2 separate regions of the Mus musculus genome follow, and region 2 is linked to region 1. The links are chromatin loops, found by intact Hi-C in ENCODE. Cell type or tissue: heart. All regions are shown on one strand. Each heading gives the region's core, and the rest is flanking DNA. Links, peaks and the distances in the headings are about the cores only. Region 1 has its middle 70 kb from the start of Fbln2. Region 2 overlaps Nup210 (nucleoporin 210).

Region 1 (10,895 bases), core at 2,161-7,160:
ATGGTGGTTGGGTGATGCACACAATGCACAGTACTTGGGAGATGAGGGCAGAAGGAGTAGGATCAAAGTCATTGTCAGCTAGAGTGGGCTCAAGGCTAGCTTGGCTCTCTTATGCTCAGGAACATTGATGGAAACCACATGCCTGTTTCAGACCATCACAGACCCCTCCCAGGGACCACAGCCTATCCTGCATGTTCTTGGTTGAATCTCAGCAGCTTTGAGGACTGGGAATGAATCATAGGATTTGGGTTTTCCAGGGGTCGTCCTCAGGATCGGCCTGGAGCTGTGGGGTCCTGGGCAGCATGACCATGGGCATGGGCTTGTGTGAGGCTTCTTCTGTAGAGGACACATGTGTAGGAGTGCATGCTGTCTGCAGGTGTCTAGGCTCTAACCTGTCCTGGCATAGGGCTTCCCTGCAAAAAGTGGTACCCAGCAGCTTGCATATGTGTTTCCCAAAATGGCAGGCTGAGGGGCACAGAGCTAACTTGCTGTTGGCCTGTGGTGGGCAGGGTGTGTGGGGTGTTCTACCTAAGCCACTTGGATGTGCTATTAACCGGGGTTCTTCCTGCAACAGAGGTAGCAGGTGGCCCCTGGGTTCTTGACGTTTCATTTAGAGAAGTTTGGAGCAACATGTAAATAGTGAGAAAATGTACATATGTTTCTAGGCCTTGAACTTCTCTGGAAGCCCCAGGCCTCTTCTGAGATCCCTAAGTCAAGCTGTTCTCTTGAGAGTTTCTGAAGGTCACATGGTTTCTGCAGGGTAGCCCGGAGCCATTACAAAGCTCTTTGTGCACAAACAGAACTGTCCTGATGTGGGCAGGGCAGTCCCTCCTCTGGGGGCGGTGAGTTGGGCTCACAGGAGGTCTGGGGGCCTGAAATTGAGTCTGCTGATTCTTCAATCCTGCAGAGTTCTGGTGTACGGGCGAGCAAGGGCGCCCTCTTGTGGCTGCATCCCAACTCCAATGATTAAGAGCCAAGATGGATTTGGGCAGGTAGGTTTAGGGGAAAGGTGTTTTCAGTGGTGTGGGAGGTTTTGAAACGTCACATTGTGACCCAGAGGGGCTTGGGAACCGGTTTAGTGTGAGCTGGGGACAGAAGTCTGTGGGGGACAGTTGGAGGTTAAATGAGATGGTTCTTGAGGGAACCCACAGTGCTGACTTGGAGCAAACAAACAGTCCATACTTAAACCATATGTCTGGACCCATAGTCACCTTAAGGCCAACTTCTCTGCTCCGCCTAGGACTAACGGATATCTACATGTGAGAGTCTTCCTGGTATACAACCACTTGTGAGGGCACAGGGGTTTCCTGGTCCGTGAGCAACATTCTCCACCAAGAAAATTGAGGAGATGCAGATTCACCAGGGCCTCCCAGCAGCCCCGTGCTTCAAGTTCTGTGCTAGGGGCTCAACCTATTTCCCAGAGATGGGCAGAGAGGGTCCTGGCTTACCAAGGGTCATATAAAGATTAAAATTCTATGAGGGTGGCCAAAGCCAGGAGAATAAGGAAGGCCACAGACTGGCAGAAAATAATTGCAAATGACATAGCTGATAAAGGACTATTGTCCAAGGCATACAAAGGACTCTTAAAATGTAACAATAGAAAATGACACAATTACAAGGCAGGCAAAAAGCTGAGCAGACACCTCAGCAAGCATGCCTGCAGATGGCTGATATGCATGTGAAAAGATATCCTGTTTCTGTCATCAGGGAATTGCCAGCGAGACCCAGCTGCTGCAGTCCTCTCACTGAGATCTCCCCTTCCCTTCCAGTTCTCCTTCATCAACAGCCACCCAAGAACATTAAAGAGAAAGTTCCAGAAACAAATAATCCAGGGATTGGTGCAATGGCTCAGTGAGTAAAGGTACTAGGTAGAAGGAAAGAACTGTGTGGGTTAACCTCCGACCCACACAGGTGGCACACATTTACCCACAGCGTGCATGCACACACAGGAATGATAAGATGTTGAGATGGCTCAGTAGGTAAGAGCGCTTGCTGCACTTGAAAAGGCCTTTCAGGTGGAGAGAATCTGGAGGTGCTCCCATCATTTGAAGAGGAGCTTAGAGTGCCCCCTTACAAGTGAAGATGGTTCAGTTCCCAGTGCCCACATAGTAGCTCACAACTCTGGTTCCAGGGGGTTTTCTGGCTTCCACAGGCACCAGGCACACATGTGGTGAACAGACATACGTGTAAGCAAAACACTCATACCCATAAAATGAAAATTAATTTAAGAAAATAAAAAATTTAAAAGAGGTAATTCCTAGTTTTCTGGCTCTGACCTCTTCCAAATAGAGTGACATAATGCCATTCTTCCACACTCAGTCATGTTTGGAGTATCAGTTGCCATGACAGCCAAGCAGGTATCATTTGACGTTTTGGTTGTGGAATCTACAGTCTCATTCCAGTCCTGGCATTCAAATGGTTGTGTTTGTTGTTCACTCTCTAATTGTTTTAAGATAGTCTTCTGTGGCTCAGGCTGACCTTGAACTCACTGGGTAGCTGAGACTCCTGCCTCCACTTCTGAAGCACTAGGGTTATAGGCACGGCCACCATACTCAGCAAAGTGGCCTTTGCTTTTCTTAGATAGCTCCAGAGGGCAAGGGTAGTGATGCTGGGAACCCAGATGGGCTGAAGAGAAGCCAGGAGTGCACCCCTCAGTGTGAAGAGGGGTTGGAAGTACTCCCCTGTGGTGCTTTAATGGGAAATGCACCTATAGGCTCAAATATTTAAACACTTGGTCCCTAGCTGGTGACTCTGTTTGGCGGAGGTATCTATGTGTGGTCTAGTGGGAGTAACTATGGGAGGATCTACACTGAGGGGGGAGGATCTACACGGAGGGGGGAGTAGCTACACTGAGGGGGAGGATCTACACTGAGGGGGGAGGAGCTACACTGAGGGGGGAGGAGCTACACTGAGGGGGAGGCTTGAGAGCACTCAGCCTCTCCCAGCTTGAAAGCACTCCTCCTTTCTCTGTTTCTACACTCTCTCTGCTTTGTGTTTGTGCTTGAAAATAAGATCGCTCAGCTTCCTGCTCTGTCGCCCAGTCTGTTGAGTGCTGCCATACTTACCCTAAGGGACTCTCATCACTCTGAAACCATAAACCGTAATCCTTCTTCCTTCCATGACCATGCCTTCCTTGGTCATGGTATTTTATCACAGCAACAGAAACGTGACTGATAGAACTCTTCATGGGAAGGGGATCTGGGAGTGCTCTCCTCAAGGGAAGAGGAGCCAAATGTGCTCCCTTCAGACAAAGAGAATCCATAAGTGCTCCAGTCATATGAAGAACTGTGAGTGCTCCCTCATGTAAGGAAGAAGTGAAGCGAAGAGCTTTCTCTGAGTGACAGGGAGTAGGGTAGGGAGGAGAGGGGAGAGAGCAGGCACATTACTTTTGCTACAGCGCCCCAGAGCATTTGCTCCATGGTATTGCTACTGCCCTGTACTATTTCTGTCACAATATCTTACCATGCTCCATTTATAAAATGAATGATCATGCCAGGCAGTAGTGGCACACGCCTTTAATCCCAGCACTTGGGAGGCAGAGGCAGGCAGATTTCTGATTTTTTGATTTTTTTGTAGACCAGCCTGGTCTACAGAGTGAATTCCAGGACAGCCAGGGCTATACAGAGAAACCCTGTCTTGGAAAAAAAAAAAAGATAGGCAAGCATATAAAACAAAAACACAAGATCCATAGGACTAAGGGCCACCCACAATTTTAGGTGCCTAGTGGGGATCTTGGAGTGTGTCCCAGGGTAATGGGGGACACACCCACTTTGATCTTTATTGAGGTCCAAGTGAATTCACCAAGGAGAGACTGTCACGTCCCTAAGGAGTATGACCATACAGGTTGTTGAAGAGTTCAAAGAACGGTTGGGGTTAAGACAACTAGGGATGAGGTAAAGGGGATAGAGAAGGAGGGAGAAGGCAGAGATCCCAGGTAGAGGCAGAACCTGTGGCCTTCATCCCAGGGTACCACTGAGTCTCCAGGGCCAACGGTCTTAGACACCCTACATTTGTCACTACTCAGGATATCACAGGGCAACCCAGTGCCTGAGAGCTGTAACATAAGTCACTACAGGAGCTGAGCGGCCCAGTACCTCAGACCCACCCAGGAGCTGTGCCACTAGAAGGTAGCTAGCTGCTTGCTGCCCCAGTTAGCTGTGACACCCAGGTAGCTGCCTAGTGTTACAATAGCAGCCCAGTGCCAGGGCCACTGGGGGTTAAAGCCCAGGGTGATGAACCTCCAGCATGAACACCCACAGCTCTGAGCTTCTAGCTCCTAAGTCTAAGAAGCAACAGGGTCCTGGATTCCAGGGCTGTGGCTGCAGCCTCTGGCTCTGTCATCTGCCAGTCCAGCTCCCAGCACCTCGGCCCTCAAGGGCTGGGACTGCTCAAACTGGAAGGCTTCTCTTTGTCTTCTCTGACTCATATCTGGGTAAAGAAGGACCCTATTGGCTGACCAGAAACAGCACAATTCTAGGGACTGCCACAGAGCTTCAACAATCTCACTCCTAGCTTGATACCTGATTATCTCCATAGCTGTGGCCTCTCCAGGCCATAGGCGGTGTGTGGTGACACCTGGTGGCCAAGAGCGGGATTGCTAGCAGTTGATGCAGCTAGGGTAAACTTCATTCTAGCCAGTGTAGGGCTGGGGAGTCGCCTAGAAGCACATAAGCAAGGGGGTGTGCGGAGTTCAGATGACACCTTGTACCTGTTTCCAAATTCTAATGAACATGATACCTTCCCCGTCACCCTTGCCACAGGCACGGGATCACTGTTGCTTTGGCTGTGGTTGTCTGGCTTTTCAGAGCCTCTGTTTCCTATTTTCTCTCTGTTTATGGGAATTATACTAGTTTGAGACCTGCTACTGGAGAACGCTATAGGGTTAAGAGGCCCACTGGAGCCCCACTATGGCTTCTGATAACTGTAATTTCTGTGTAATTGGCATTTAAAAAAGACTAGGTGTGCCTAGCTGCCAGCCCACATGCACAGACATGAGCATGTACATGCTGGGCGGGAGAGGCCCTCTGGAAAGGCAACTCCTGTGTGTGGCCAGTATGGGGTGCTGACCGTAGCATTTGCTGAATTGGTCTGGCCACCCACGTGAGAGCAGGCAGTTCTGACAGCTGCGCTGGGGTAGTGGCTGTAAATGGGGCCTGTCCTACCCTGGATGCCTGGAGGACCTGGTGTCTGTGTGTTTCTCGGTAAATGCATGTGATTGTGGAGAGCCTGGCTGGTGGCACCCAACCTGCAGCTCTGTGCTGTTTGGTCTTTGTGGTCCCCAGGCCCTTGGCCAGCCATTCCCAGGGGTGGGAAGTGATCCAGGCCTGGCCCACTTACCTTGCCTGCTCTGAGAGGGACAGGTGGCTGCATGCTTGTCCTTACACCTCACCAGAATCATCCTCCCTTCTATGCCTGTCTTCACTTTCTAGGCCCAGAGAGGTTGCAAATCCTTCTCAGGATTGCACAGGGTCCTCAGCTAGGGCTGATGAGAGGCTGGGGTGGGGCTGGTTTTTCTGACTGAGTCTATCTGCCAAGCCTGCTGTCTCAGGAGGGGGTTGCCAGTAGCTAGCAGAGCATGCTCCTGACATGTGCTGTGTTCATCTCACCATGGCTCTCCATTGCTTGCAATACGAATGAGTTTCACAGCCCACCATCCTGGCCCCACCCTCTTCAGTCTTGTGGCCATCACTCCCTGCCGAACCCTGTGCACCAGTCACCTTGCCCACTCTTCTTTCCCATTCTGGACCTTTTGCTTGGAGAGCATGGAAACTCCTATACATCCTGCAATGCCCAGCTCTGAGCACCCTCCACAGAGTTAGAGCTTCCCCAACTGCTTTCTAGGTGCTTGCTAGTCTCACTTCTCAGTGTATGTGCAAATGAGTTCCCCTCTGAGTCCCCAGCACCCAGCACCAGGCATGGAGCAAAGCAGACACAGATACATGCTGAGTGAATCAACAACACAGGCATGCTCTTGCCAGGATGCAAACTAGCTGGGAGGAAGATCCAGAGTGGGCCAGGACCGGGGTATGGGGCAGGTTGGTGGAATAGGAGTTGCCCAGGTATCCTCTCCTTAGCCCTGAAGCACCTGCTCCTGGCTCCTCCTTAGCAGGGGCTGATGATAACTCAGCTCTGGCCCCAGGTACAGGGCTCAGACTCTGAGGCCGTGCCCTGGTAGGGTAGTCAGAGACTCATCCTCCTTTCTGTCCATTTTATCAGATCGGAAGCTCAAGGCCAGTTCTGCTTGGCTGACACTAAGGTTTCTGTCCTCCCTGTTCTAGGACTTTGACCCTTTGAAGCTCAGGAAGGGTGGGAACAGGAAGGGACAGTAGTGCTGCTGTGCTGGCTCCAGGGCTTCGGCATCAGGGTCAGGGTTTGTGCCTGAAGTTCCCACCCATAGCCGAGTCATCAGGCCAACGCCCTTGGGCCAGCCGAGCCATCCCTGTGGGAGGTTGGCAGAGCCCGAGGGATGGTAGCTGGGATTGAGGCTTTCTGAATACTATCCTGCCTCCAAAGGTCAGGCCCAAAGAGAATAAGGTTCCTTTTACCACGGCTGGGGGACAAGAACTCCAGCACCAAGAAGGCCAAGTGTGCCATGACCCAAGTCTGGGCTGTTCTCTCTGTGGTTGAGGCTGGGAGGCCTCAGCTTCTTCACTGTGAACAGCACAGCCTTGGCAGCCATACCCTGGCCTACTCACTGTACACCGCCTGCACACTGAAATTTGTGCCCCAGACTAACCTGTCCTCTTGGGGAGTCTCCTCCAGACCACATGGCCTTTGCATAACATCCCACTTGTGGCTCCAGACATGGCTGCTTCTAAACAGGTAGGAGTAAGGCGGGGTTCTGCATGGAGGAGAAGGAGGAGTGAGGGGGAAGAAGGGGCTATGATGATGGTAAACTGAGTCCCAGTTAGTGGCACCAGGTGTGGCATAAAGCAAAGAAATGTTTGTAGAGAATTTAAACAACCTTGCGCACACAGCTCAGTGGAAAGGCAGGTCTTTTTCAGATAGTCGACAGTTGTGTTTGTCAAAATGTTCAGTCTATGGGCAGAGCAAAAATGCAGCAGTGGGTTGGGTGACCATGAGAGGGGTGAATGAGAAAGGTGTGCATAGGGTAGTCCAAGCTGGAACAGGAGGGAGGAGAGATAGCCCCTTGGCAACTCCATTGCTTTGGGCTAGAAATATGACTCCTCTTTCACACTCCCATATTCTATCTATTGGACCCCAGAACATTCTAGATCTCCCCCCCTCTGTTCCCCAACATTCACACCCCTGGTGAGTTCTGCAGAATGAACTCTGAGGACATTCCCGAACTTGACCCCATCCCTCCGTAAGCTTCTCTATTTCAGACCATCCTCGTGTGCAGACCTAGCTGCTCCGGCCTGATCCCTGCCCCATGTCTCTCTTGCTGCTAGCCTCCAATGCCCCAGCGTGCCTCTGCAGGAGACTTGCTTCTGTGGATACAGCCCTTTTCTGCAGTGCCTGACTGCTTGGGCTAACCTACCCCTGCCCACCTAGGGTTCCCTGGAGCCGCCACATCTCCCAGATGCTCGGTAGGCTAAAGTTGCTGCCTGGCCTGGGACCACTCCCTTTGCCCCAGACATTGCTTCCTGATGTTCAGAAGGCCTCTTTCCTTTCCTCTTTTCCAGAAGGCCCCACTACCCCATGTGTTTTCTCAGGCATGCCCTTGCTGGCCACCAGGTCTTCCATGATGACCCTCCTCACCACCGTGCTCTTCCTCTCCCTAGAGAAGTGTAGCTTCCTCAGAGCTTGGTCACTTACAGATAGTGTTCCTGTCCTCAGTGTGAAATAGCGGGGGCTTCAGGAAACAGGTGCTCTAGGAAACATGATGGACTTTCAGTGGGAAACCTGGGTGTCTTGGATAGTAGGGGAACTTGCAACATGTCCCTATCCTTTCCCCAAACTCAGTCTCCCTACCTGTGTTCTAAGGCTCAGCTCCCCTTCTCACAGCTAGTAGCATCGTGTTGGGGGAACCAAGCCTTTCCTTTATCCTTGAAGAGGGTTACCATGGAAACAGTCTTGGCTCGGGCTTAGGGAGCATCCAGTCCTTTGTTAGACTTGGGCCTGCCTTCGGCTTCCCCCTCCCCCGGCTTCCCCATCCCCCGTAGCCTGAGATCTAGCTGTGAAGAGACCAGTGACTAAGGCGGGGCCGCACAGGGAGGGGGGCATTATTTTGGCTGTACACCCCTCCCCTTCCCTCCCCAAATTGATGTTTGCGTCACCAGTTTGAAAAGCTCTCGAGGACAGGGCAGTGTAGCCGGAAGATCAAGTCCCTGGGCACTTGACCCAGAGGCATATTCCCAACCCACGTGGCTTTAGGGACCAGCTCTCCGCCCTTTTCCGTGCCCCGGGCCCTGGCATTTCCCGCTCTCCGTTCTGCAGTGATAAGCAGGGTGGGCGCCGTTGCCTGCTCGCGCCCACCGGGGCAGGATGTGGGCCTGGCGGGTGCGCAGCGTAGTCAGCGTGGCCACAGGTGGACACTCCCGGGTCCCTCTTCAGGGCCCACATATCCAGAGCGGGACAGCTGCTCACGGGGAGGCCGCGGTGAAGTCGGGCCGTTGACTCCGGGCTCTGACTTTCAGCCTGGCTTGGAGCCATGGGGCAGGCATGCCGGGACTCTCAGGAAGAGCCCGGACTCCAGCGGCAGGTGGCGAAGCTCAGCTGCTGAGTGCCAGTCCCTAGCGTGGCCAGCCGCCTTTGGCCAGTGCAGCTAGGGCGTGCGCCAAAGCCACCGCCGCTGAGGATGTTGGACGCCACCAGGAGGCGCTGCGAGCGTCGCGGATCGTCAGTGCGTGTGTCCGAGCGGTGGCTCTGGCAGAAAGCTATCCAGGCGCAGGGGCGCTAGGCGCTGGTCCGCGGAAAGCCGAGGCGCAGGTCCTAGAACTTTCTACCCGGAGATCACACACTCTGAGCCCTGCTGATTGCAGGTCTCTGCTCCAGATCGCAGGGCTGGTGCGCTAAGGGTTTCAGTAGAGAGCAGGGCTTAGACACTGCAGCCCACGGCCCTGTCCTGTCCCGCAGAATTCAGATCTCCGTTCTGCCTTTTCCCATCTGTGAGACATAGGCAAGTTCCTAGACTTCTTGGTGTCTGATTTTCCTGCCTTGTGAGATGAGATTGCTGCGAGTAGCGGGTTCACCGGGTTGCGACAGGAAACCTGGATCACTCCCAGATGTACACATGTTCCTGCCCATCACAGCACGGTTGACTAGTAGGTTGGGCGATGCGGGGCCTCAGCAGTGGAGACACAGAGAAGCAAGTCGCTGAGCACTGTGTCCTGGCAGGTGCTCGTGAGGACCAGACGGCATTTAGACTAAACTTTTCTCCTCCTGGCGAGACAAGAACAATGAGAGGCTCCCCCAGGTTGATTTGGGAGGCAAATTCAGTGCCAGACCACCCTCTTCCTCCCAGCAGAGACCGTCGCCCTTGGTCGTTGTGCTCTCGGTTGTCCTCCCGCGTCATACAGTCTACGCCCCTCGGAGGCTGCCCACTGGTGTGCAGACTGTAGTGGACAGCATCCCGCAGCGGGCGAATGCTTATAGTGCGGGGCTTGTTGCCTGACACATTAGAGGGCCTGCAGCCGAATCAGCTCAAGTTCGCTGACTAGAGGCATGTAGGGTGATGAAGAGGGCCCATTCCAAGCCTCTACCGCGAAGTACCTAGGCCAGGTTCACTTCTGCACAGGGACAATCAATACATCCACATCATGGCTAATGGGTAGGGCTGGGGGACGCTGTTGGAAAGAGATAAAGTCAGGGAAGACTGTCCTAGACAGATCTGCTAGGACAAAGAGTAGGAAGTGGCTTGCCTACAGGGAGTCAGTGGAAACTGAGAAGGACTCCAGGGCGGGGCTGTGCTCTCTCTCTTTACCCATACACTCTTGCCTTCTGACCACGTCTGTTCTGTTCGCGCAAATTTTTAGAGGCTCGAAGCCCCGTCAACCTTTCTGACCACACGAGGGCAGCAGAACGCAGCTGTGAGGAGGGACAGGTGGCACGCCCAGTAGGGGGCTCTTCCAGAAGGCAGGCTGAACTCCTCAGGGCTCCCTTCCAGTTCCTCTGTGCTCACGCTTGGGTCTGTACTCCCCCAAACCCGAGGTACAGCTCTCCGAACCTCGGTGCCTCCTCTTGGGAAATGGGAGCAATCAGATTTTCATCTTCGGGAACGGATTACTGAGTGCTTTAGTAGATTTGCTGTAAGGCTGTGGAAAACTCACCCACCCTGAGTCTGCTTCCCCGAGTGAAAAGGAGGAATGAGAATGGACCCATAATGTGGGATTTGGGGGCAAGATAAATGACTCAATGAGCAATGCCTTCCAGGTACCCAGTACGCTAAATTGTAGTTCTTGACAATTACAATTTGTGACTTGGGGCTGAGAGTGGAAAGAGACCCCCGTGTTCAGGTGTTCACGCCAAAAGCTTTCCAGGAGGAATGATTTATTCATTAGGGAAGAGGTGGTCAAGATCCTTTGGGACTGTCCATTTGACAGAAGGGACACTGGGGACCAGAGAGGCTGGCAGAGCCAGGCCTGGGATTCCCACCTGATTCCTGAAGGTCAGTTATCCTGCCTGGTTGCAGGACCTTTCCTTGATGGAGGGTTCTCAGGTTGTCCCTTGTTCTTGTTACTGAAGGCCCCTGAGTTAAGCTGTGAGAGAGGAGAGAGCTTCGAGTGCCCAGTCCTTGGAGGGGCATCCTCTTGGGGGCTTATGAGAACTTCTCATGGGAGCCAATTCTTTCAAGGTCCAGGACACTGATGTTTGTGGTGGGTGGGTGAGTCCAGAGGGTTGTAGTCCTATGGTGGGCAAGGGGTGTAGTGGGGGAGGGGTGTAGTGGGGGAGGGGTGCCCGCTTCTCCCTAGGAGTGAACCCCAGCTGTACAT
Region 2 (10,895 bases), core at 3,266-8,265, 220 kb before region 1:
CAGTAGCAGCTTATGGGGTAGTCTGACAGGGTAGGTATCATCCACACAGGTCCATCCTTGGAGAAGCCTTCTAATTCCTCAAATGTACCCACTGGATCCCTCTCCCCCAACCCCTTCCAAGCAGCACCTTAGCCTGAAGCCATCAAGAGATGCTGGGAAGCAAGGAAAAATCAAGCAGGTAGTGATCTCCAGACAGAATCTACACAAAACCAGGATCCGTCCTGGCCTTGCCCATGGTCCCACCCACTGTGTCCTCTGGAAGATACCGGTTGCTTCACTCTGGCTTCGCTCAGGTGGGACTGCTGGTAGCCAGTCGCTGTGGCAGAGATGGCTGTGGTTCCTGATGCCTCGTGAACCGAGACTGTCTGCAAACCTGAGGGCACAGACAGGAAACAAATATCAGTCACAGGCCCCTTGGTTACCTTGGGGCTACCTCATCCTGCTGCTGATTCAGTTTCAAGTTTTGAAACAGGTAACTGAGTTTGCTGAGGCTTTTAGTCCTGTAAGGATTAACAGGTCCAGAACAGTTGCTGAGATAAGTTGAAAGGACAAGTTCAACATTGGGCGGCTGAGGAAGTTTGTTACTGCCACGGCTTGGCCAGGGGGTCTGAGACAGGAGATCTGGCTGCTCTGGGTCCTGAGCCCCTGGTTCCTACCCCACATGCCTAAATGGGATTAAAGAAATAGTGAAACTGGGTATACTGACCCATGTGTGAGATCTCAGCACTCAAGAGACAAAAAGATCTGTTTGAGGCTAGCTTGATTGCATAAAAAGGAGATCTTATCTCAAAAAAAAAAAATCAGCAGCCAACTGTCATGGCATGTCTTTCATCTCAGCACTCAAGAGGCAGAAGCAGGTGGATCTCAATGTCTTGAGGCTAGTCTGGTCTACATAGTGAGTTCTGGGCCAGCCAGTGCTACAGTGAGACTCTGTCTCAAAAAGGGAGGGATAGGGATCTGAACTCTCTCTGTGTTCCATGGTTCAGTTCTGAATGACGCCTGAGGTCCGAGGCATGAACTTAGTGCAGGATCCTTCCTGTGTGTCTAGGGCTTCCCACATCTCTTCCAGCTCCAGGCCCTCTAGCTAAAGACCTGGCTCACCATGTAGTTTCTTTTGGCCATTCCCATCATCCTGGGATACCAGCTGCATGGGCTGGTCAAGCTCAATGCTGGCCAGCAATGGCCGGGAGGACTCCCACTGGATGCTCAGAGAGCTGAAGTTATCGAATCGCCGGCCCTGTTGGTCATAGGCACCCAGGTCTAACAGGGGATTACGGTGACTGGATACTGGAACCTAAAAGAAACAATGATCAGATGCCGGGGCCACATCCAGGACTCTGGCACTACTGCCTGCCACAGGCATGCCATGAAGCTGGGAGTTTCCCTGTGGCTGGTGAAGGGGCAGAGATGAGCTATAACCAACATTCAGGAATGCCATCATTCAGGTGCCCAAAGTTCTGCCCAGATTGGCTCCTTTTTCTCCAGGGGTGATAAGGACTCCCCTTTTCCCTAACAAACAGACACAGGGTACACGCCAAGGAGAGGCAGCCCAGGAGAGGCAGGAGTATCTCCCTAAATCTGGATTGACCCTTGGCTCCAGCTCTTCCTGCGCAGGAAGGCAGAAAGGCCTCCATCTTTGTCTGCTTCGGTCAGGGTAGGAAGCAAAACCTATCGGCTGGGACTTTTTCATATTGTTTTTTTTTAGATTGATTGATTTATGTGTTTGAATGTTTTCCCTACATATACATATGTAAGCCTCATGCCTGTAGAGGACAGAAGAGGGCAGGATGGTTATGAGCCATCATGTGGGTGCTGAGAACTGAACCCAGCACTCATAACTACTGACCCAGGACTTTATTTTAAATATGAATCCTGTACTGTGGTTTTAGAGAGACAAATTCACAATTCACACTGTGATGGGGTGGGCTCTAGCATAGCTTACAGCTGATATAATCCATTCAGGCACAGCCCAGAAGGAAGGACTATCCTGTCACCTTAGGGGTAACTCACTAAGTCTAGTGAGATGTGACAAGTGATTTGTGGTAATTCCAGGGGACCCTCTGAGGCCTAAGCACAAACTTTCTGTACAATGGCTCTTACTGGTGGACATCTTGAGACTCTTGCACTATGCAGGCAAGAGCTGAGCTTACATTGCACAGTTGAGATATGTAGCTGTGGGGTTGGGGGCTGTTAATGTGACATGGCCACCCTGATTGATGTTGCACCAAGCTTCCTGCCTCTACCTCCAGGATCCCTCTCCAATTTCTTGTATCTCTCCTGGTTCCAGACATGACTAAGCATGCTGCAATTTAAGAACCACTCTTTCATATCAGCAACTTGGCTCTCCAACTGGGTACACCAAGGGTTTTAACTGGGCAGGACACAAACTGGGGAGCTGTGAGTGTGGGCAGGGACTGCAGAGCTCTTTCCCCAGACATCTCACCCTTCCTCCCAGCTTCTGGTAGAAAATCAGTGCTTTTCTGGGAAAGACATCAGCTCTATGCAAGCATGCCTGCAGGCTGACTAGAGCTTTCCCACTTTACAAAATGAAATGCTGTAGCTCAGACTCTTTCCAGAACTTGCTCACACTCTCACAGGCTTAGAGCAGAACACAGCAGGCCAGATGCTCCAAGGACTTCTGTGACACTGCTTGCTCCTTAGGCACCAGCTCAACCCAATCCCGGACTAATCAGTCCCCAGGTACACAGCAGCACCCAAGATTGTAAAAGGAACACTGAATGACCTGCCTGCAAGACCTGGACCTGCCCTGGTCTGACTACAGTCAATCATTCCCGCTGGTTGACTCCATACTGGTATTTCACCTTGCCAATAATTTACCCTGCAAACATGTCCTAGGTGGCTTCTGCATTTGGAGAGCTATAAAACTAAATTGATACTGCACCTAGATGCACCTTGGGGATATATCTTCTTCAAGGTCCCCTAATGGGACCATAAATCGCAGGGGCCACGCCTGAATGGCCGGCTCATGGCTTGGGAATATAGGGACTGATGGATCGCACGGCAGTTCTGTGTCCAAGGCCCATTACTTCTTGCTGACACCAACAACATGCAGTCCATTCTGAGTCAAGCTCCAGAGTCACGCCATCACCTTTCAGTCCAAGGCAGCCCTGGACTAACCCAGTCTGGCTGCAGAGAGACCAGAAACCCCTTGCTGGGCTCCTCACCCATGCTTAAAGTCAGGGAAGACACATCTGTATGTGATCTGGTTTTTGTCCTGCTGCAGCTTAGCAGCGCAGACTGCTCAACATGAAGGTCGATGCTCTCCCGGCTAGCATCCATTCCCCATGCTCTTGCTGTCTTAGTGTCCCTAAGTCTACACGAGGGTGCCTCTCAGAGGGACTCAGGGGCAATGTGCTCCTGGTTTGGCGCTCACTTACCCACAGTTGCTTGCTGAGCTTTTGGCAGGAGCCAGGCTCTGTTCTGGTGACTGGCAGAGACTGAACTAGGCAAGCAAATTCTACAGTAATAGGTCACTATAGGAACCGGGGAGTGAGAGGACTGGGAGGAGGGGTCAGGTATGCAGAGGCAGGTATGCCTTTAATTGAAGCCAAAGGCAAAGAAGAATCTGGATAAAGAAATAAGGGGCAAGGGCAGGTACAGTGAGGAAGGCATGGGGCCAAGAAAGGGGGAGCTACAAGCCCCAGGGCTCAGCCTATCCAAGTCCCTAGGACTGACTGGTAGGGGAAATGACAACGTATTCAAGCATGAAAGGCATAGAGTCAGGGGTAAGAACAGCTAGGGACCAGGGTCCCAAGATTCCACAGGCCACAGAAGGGACTTGGTGTTGCCACTGAGCCCAACTGTAAGCCACAAGCAGGTTTAAGCAGAAAACACAGAATGTATCATGGCTACTCTCTTGACTCTACATCTAGTCACATAACCCATCACTGGCCTCTGTCACCATCAATCATTGGTTCCCACAGCAGGTGGGGGCTTGAACACAAGCCAACTATCTCTCCTGTTGGAATCATGGTGAAACTTCTTCACTGACTTTTGCTCCCTGCCTCTGGCTGGGAGCCCAGCAGACAGATGTTTCTTGAGAATCCAAACTTAGCACAATGCTGTTCCCTCTACCAAGGACAATTACACAAAACAGATGTGAACTAAAAGGTAAAGCTTGCAGACAAACCAGGCAGAGAGAGAGAGACACACACACAGACAGGTGATGTGGGCCCTCACACATGCGTGGTAGCTAAAATGATCTCACAGAAGCAGAGTAGAGCAGGCGGGAGTCACTGGAGGCTTGGGGGGGATACGGGGGGGGGGGGGGGAGAAGGATGGGATGTAGCGCTGAACATGGGGAGCAGTATGCTCTGGGGTTCTGCAGCACAGGGGGGCAACTAAATACCAGAATAATCGATTACATGAAGAACGCCAAAGGGAGCAGTCTGAAGCTTCCCAACACAATGGAAATATCATTTGAAAGGAAGGGTTGCCCAGACTGATTTGATAGCTCACAGATTTTATATATGTACACACACACACACACACACACTGTGTATGCTGTAACTATGCAATAATGTGGTTTAACAAAAAGCTAAAAAGGCTTGAGGATTTCATCTCAACAAGTCTTCAAGTTGAGATATAGAAGTCTTTCTCTGAGCACCCCAATCCAAGGTCAAAAACAAAACAAAACAAAAGAGACGGTCATTGATTCTGCAGCAGACACTGGGGCTTAAGCCACCTGCAGGTTCTGAGTCTGTAACCCCCACCCCCACCCCACTTCCCACTCCTTGATGTACCTCTTACTGTAAACCATCCTTACTGGCACAAGTGAAGCAAGTGAAGGAGATACGTGGGGGTCGGTGGAGTATTAATTCTCAGCTCCAGGGTGAACAAGGGCCAGAGAAGGCAAAACCGCCTCACAGATCCACACCAGAGCAGTAGGGGAAACAGGTGTGCTTGACCCCACCAGGAGAGATGAAGGCTGGTCCTCAAGGCCCAGGCTGTACAGCTGTACAGCTCTCCTAACCAAGCTTCCACCAGACGGTGAGGATCAAAGGCAGAGCTGTCTTTCACCCACCAGGGACCCGGCTCACAGCACCCGCCCCACAGCTGGAAAGGCTATGGACATACTCAGCATCAGAAGGTTCATTCAGATGTGTGGGAGGCCTGGATGCACAGAGGTGATCAAGCCCTACTCTGAGATGACTTTGGGAAAACACAGACCCTAGGAGGAGCAGCTGCTGGGTTTGGAGACGGATAAAGCTGGTTCCGCATTTTCAACTCTGCCCACCTCAGAGATGGTCATGGTGATGGGGGAGATGAGGCTATGAGGTGAAGGTTCCAAGCCCACAGAACTGGCCTTAGCCACCATGTACACAGGAGGGATACCAGAGTATGTGCTGGAGGGACGAGGAAACCATGACTTCCTTCCTCCATGCAGGGCCGAGGCTACTTTCTCCCACATCCCTGAGCTGGATGCACTCAGGGCCGGGGGCTATGAGACTCCAGAGCTGAGGACTGAACCTGTTGACTGACCTGCTTCTGGGAAAGCCAACCTGTAGGTGTTACCCCCACCACCGCTGGTTGAAGGCCCCAGGCACTTTCTTCCCCTCCTGACACTTACTTTGGAATGCCCTGCCCTGTGACAATACAATGCTGATGTCCTCTCTCCTCACAGCCCCCAGTCCCATTCTGACCACACACAAAGACAACACCCCTCACGAACAGCTGAAACCACAGGATGCTCCACAAGGGCTCTACAGCTCCTCAGGTGCCCAGCAGAGGGCAACAGCGAGTCTGGGCCTGAGGGGTTGTGTCTTGCTTGGCTACTACAGAAGCTCCTGGACTTAGGATGAGGTCACACCCCAATGACACCATCTTGAGTTAACACACCATGGACTGTTGTGCCCCACCCCCTCAGCCAGCCTGACCTACATGTGCTCTGACATGACAGCCACTGACATCAGCTGACAGTACACAAAGACATGGGACTGAGTGAATGCCCATGAGTTATGGACAGCAGAGCTCCACAGAGCATCAGTTTCCCCTATGGTGCTGAAGCTGACTGAGGCTGTGACTGGCTCCACTGGGCACACAATTAAGGGAAGATGAACTGTTTAGTACTAGCCTGGGAAAAGACCAAAACTCCAAATTGGCTTCTAACAAGTGCCTGCCACCTTCCCACCCCTATAACAGAAAACCAGAAGCTAAGTATGTATGTCTCGCTGTAAGCTGGGAACAGCTATGCAACTGGACTTTGGAATGTCTCCCACCTTTGCAGGCCCTGGATTCCCTCATGCAAGGTGCAAATGGAAACACCCCACACAGCTCTGGCTGTTAAGATTCAGGTGCCTGCATATAGAGTCCCAGCTCTCAGAACAGTCAAGACCATGCATGGGTGCAGGGAGCTAAGGTTCTCTTGTCGATCCACCAGGCAATGTCTCCTCCCTCCCCAAGAGTGGCCATACTCACCACCTGCTTATTCTGCTGCAGCAATGGGCAGGATAGGTCCAGCTGCGGGAGGGCATAGACAGGCATGAGAGTGAGCCTGGATGGTGGGGCACAGATGGACTTCACCACAGTGGGCTCCACAGCAGGGAAGGGGTTAGAGAGGCTGGGCCGGTTCCCCACGGACAAAGCAATGACCTAAAGGAACAAGAGGAGCAGTCAGACACCTGAGCGTAGTCCCTCCTCTCTGAACTGAGACTTAACGTCCGTAGGACAGTGACGATGCCTATACCCCAGGTACCATCTACAAACATCTCAGAGAAGAGGCAGTTTAGGAGATGCCTCATGATTCCCCAGGACATCAGGAAAACTCCATAGCTGAAGCTGGTCCTGGACATTTGAAAGAGGAATCTGTGCTAACTTCACACCCATCAAGGCGAGACACAGATGGAGGAATCTGCACCCTGAAGGTTAAGAGACCTTAACTGTGAAGGAATGGGTCAGAAAAGGGGATGTACAGGACAAAGCCCAGTGGAGAGGCCAGAGCCACAGGTGGAACCACCTAACTCCAGGCCCACTTGCTCCTCCGAGCTAGAGGAGAGAGGCCAACTATGCAACAGTGCACAGGACAGAGCAGGAGCTGTCAGAAAGGCCTGCTTGTGGTTAGACTGGGGCCACTGAAGTCAAGTGCAGCCTCTGGTTTTATATGCAATACAGCTAACAGCTGCACCTGAGGGAGCTAGCATCCCCAGCCTCCTCAGTGACACACAACTTGAGGACAGAACAGTCTGCTCTGAGGCAGGAGGAGGAAGGCACCTCCTGACTTTCTGCCCATGATACCACAAGTGAGGAAGCCCAGAGAGTGTAGGCCTTAGAGGAGACCTGACCTATAACTTCTACAGGCCAAGGCAGGAACTCCAATGACTCAGACAAGCCAAGATAATTCGTTGCTACTCTTAGTCTTAAATAACCGCTGAGTCATTTCTTCAGCCTCAGCTTTTCTTGTTCTTAATACTGTCCTATACTTCTACTAGCACCTCTAGTGAGGGCTTTCTCCAGGCACTCCTTTGACACAGCAGCCTGCTTTGGATTGCTGATGTCAGGGGGCTCTGTCAAGGTGTACATGTGCATCTTCAATGGACTCTGCATTCTTTTTTTTTTTTTTTTTTTTTTAAAAGATTTATTTATTTATTATATGTAAGTACACTGTAGCTGTCTTCAGACACACCAGAAGAGGGCATCAGATCTCATTACGGATGGTTGAGAGCCACCATGTGGTTGCTGGGATTTGAACTCTGGACCTTTGGAAGAGCAGTCGGGTGCTCTTACCCACTGAGCCATCTCACCAGCCCGACTCTGCATTCTTTTCACTCTCACTTTTCAGTTCATGGTTCTGCCTGCTCTCTGTTCCCGTATGGGGACTCTCAGAAACAGATCCATCAGAAGCCAGAAGAGTGCAAGGCCCACACACAGACGTGGCCAGGCCTGAGGAATAGGGTACTATGCCCAGCCATGCAGGCTCTGCGGGAACCCAGGATACGACACGCTTGGTTCAGTCCTCTTAATCTTCCAATATTTTTTGGTTTTCAGCACTAAACCAAAACCAAACCAAATTCTGAAACTGGGCATAATAACTTATGCCTGTAATCTCAGCACTTGGAAAGCTGAGGCAAAGTGAGTTCAAGGTCAACCTATGCTACATAATAATAAAGTGCATTCCATTCAAGCCACCCTCAGCTGCATAGGGAAACCCTATCTCAAAACAACCAAAAGTTCACACATCAGGCATTGGCACATACCCCCAAATCCTGAAAGAAGAAGTATGTGTGCTAAACCCAGGTCCAGGGTCACAAACTTTTTGAAAGCTGCCCGACCCTGAAACATGGGGTTTTGTGACTCCTGATCTCAAACCTCTACCCCTACAGCAGTAGATGGGGGGATACTATAGCCCTGGGAAAGAGGAGGCCACTCTGACTTTTCTGGTGGCTTTAAGAAAGCTGATGTGTACTGGGGATTCCAACAGCCACATTCTATTCAGTTGGCAGGCCACCTCACTGAGCCTTGGACTCCCATGTTCTTGGATACAAGAGGAACAACATTCTCATAGCTCTCTGAGGACTGAGTAAATTTTCTGTCTCTCCCAGTAGGCAAGGTGGCACTGAGAGTGACTGTCTACTCACCTGCTCACCCAAGGCCTGGCAGGTCATGAGGACCCGGTGCTGCTGGTAATTCCGGGAGGCTGGAGGACCCAAGAGAGACAGGCTGATGCTGCCTGTGTCTTCAGAAGTGACATTCCGAAAGAATTTGGAAGGTTCCAGGACCCATGGCCTGGGGCCTCCTTCAAACAGCATTTCCTTTGAGGAGCCTAGGGTCACCACAGCAACAGAAGAGGGATCCACAGCCTGAAGAAAGAAGGGGAAAGCTTAGCATTGCTCTGGGAGGAGGTGGCCAGGCAATGCTAGGCATAGAGAAGTAAGGTCCCCACCCTGCTTGGGGGACTGCCAGGCAAAGCCTGTGTCCTCTTTGAAATTCAGTCTTCACATGGGTATCAGGCACAGAGTGGCCATGAGTTAGGGGCTTTGGGAAGAATTAAGTCCTCATTGGAGCGGGGAGTACACTAGAGTGCAGGGCATGGTGGTGCCCAGTTTAATTGCAGCATTCAAGAGGCAGGGGCAGGGGTGGGTTTCTACAAGTTCAAGCCCAGCTTGGGCTACATAGCAAGTTCTAAGCTAGTTGGAGTCACATAGAGACCTTGTTTCAAAATAAGATAAAATAAAACCCTAGAAATTCCTACCTAGGATCTATCCTAACACAGACTACATGGGAGAGAAAGGACTTCATGAACAAAAACATGCTTTTCATGCTCATTTCTCAGAGGTAAGAGCCAGCAACACATTAATATTCACAAAGAAGGTTCTGGGAAGGCATGATGCACTTCGCACAGGTCCCAACACAGTACTTACTTACCAAGTGCTGAATGTAGGGCATAAGACTGAACATATACATTAATCCTACCATACTGCCACTACTACTACTTCTACTTATGATTATTATTATTATTATATTCTATGAGTAGTTTACTTCTTCTCCTTCTCCTCTTTCTCCTTCTCCTCCTCCTTCTTATTATTATATTCTATGAGTAGTTTACCTGGGTGTATATCTATGTACCACATGCATTCACAGAGGACAAAGAGGGCTCTGATTCCCTGAGACTGGAGTTCCAGGTAGTTGTGAGCCACTATGTGGACGTTGGGAGTTGAACAGGAAGAGCATCCAGTGATTTAATGACTGAGCATTTCTCCAGCTCCTGCTTTAGCCACTGAACCGTCTCTCCAGCCCCCACCCCAACACACACATACACACTGCGCTTTAAAAAACAAAAACTAGCCAATGTGAAGGCAGAGGTCTGTAACTCCCACTACTTAGGAAGCAGTTTAAGGCCTGCCTGGGTTACATAGCAAAACTATCTCAAAATAAAAATTAAAAGGTTTGAGATGTGGTCAAGTGCTTGCCCAGCATGCTCAAGGCTTGCTCTCTGGTGTGGAATGCTCTGTGTGTGTGTGTGTGTGTGTGTGCGTGTGTGTGAATGCTGTGTGTGTGTGTGTGTGTGTGTGTGTGTGTAGTGGAAGATCGCTTTCACAGGAAACAAAGCTGCAGACAGGCGATGCACAGGGTTCAGGTGTCCCTGGCCAGCTTGCTCAGGGCCAGCTCAATGTCTTGCTCCCAAGCTCTCTTCGATTTCCTTTTGTGTTTCAGGGTTGTTTTGTTTTCTTTTTTGAGACAGGTCTCATCACTGAGTCCAGGCCTAGACTGGCCTGGAACTTAAGATCCTCCTGCCTCAGGCACCTGAGTGCTGGACTTACAGCTGTACACAACCACACCTGGCTTTATCTTCCTCACCTGTGTGCAGAGGCACCCAGCACAAGTCTCTAGGTCCGTGTTATATTTGGCAAAGAACAGTGCCCAGCACTCTACAGATTCTCAACACTAACTGAAGCAAACTGTGAATTAGCCAGTGAGATCACACAGCCCTCAAAGTCTCCACTAAGCAAAGGGAGAACTCACAGAGCTTTTGACAGAGAGCTTCTTATGGACTATGGTGGTTGTGGTGCTAAGGAACTCGTAGCCTGCCCACAGGTACCAATGACAGCACTTGGTGACTATTCTAGTTTGCTTCCTATTGCTGTGATAAATACCATGACCAAAAGCAACGTGGGGAGGAATGGATTTATTTGGTTTACACATCCCAATCACAGTCCATGAGGAAGGGAAGTCAGGGTAGGAGCTCAAGGCAGTAACCTGTAGTCAGGAGCTGAAACAGAGACCAGGGAGCAACTTTCTTTGGTTTGTTCACCCTGCTTTTTATATAACCCAGGACTATCCATAATAATCATTACTCAAAACACTCCATTGACTTGTATACAAATCAATCTGATGGGGACATATTCTCAACTGGGGTTCCTTCTTCCCATATGACCATA

Evidence for each region. Hi-C counts contacts between places; a loop is a spot of excess contacts. Peaks named below come from ENCODE experiments on the same cell type or tissue, not always from the same donor. Only the 100,000 strongest peaks of a DNase experiment are listed, where the experiment ranks them.
Region 2: it touches region 1 in a loop (7-fold over the local background); 9 of 42 quality-filtered maps call a loop at or near these places.

The regions. Positions count from the first base shown.
Region 1 is chr6:91,276,833-91,287,727 of GRCm38, forward strand. No RefSeq gene overlaps it. Among named protein-coding and RNA genes, the nearest start is that of Fbln2, 70 kb to the left of the region's middle. In heart, for the core only: no CTCF peak of the experiment used is centred there; a DNase peak (open chromatin) is centred at 4,579; H3K27me3 peaks cover 3,436 bases.
Region 2 is chr6:91,054,124-91,065,018 of GRCm38, forward strand. It overlaps Nup210 (nucleoporin 210), which reads right to left. Exons shown (of 40, transcript NM_018815.2): 15 at 8,595-8,816; 16 at 6,439-6,612; 17 at 1,102-1,294; 18 at 267-373. Among named protein-coding and RNA genes, the nearest start is that of Gm38860, 50 kb to the left of the region's middle. In heart, for the core only: a CTCF peak has its summit at 5,744 (motif pointing right); no DNase peak of the experiment used is centred there; H3K27me3 peaks cover 804 bases.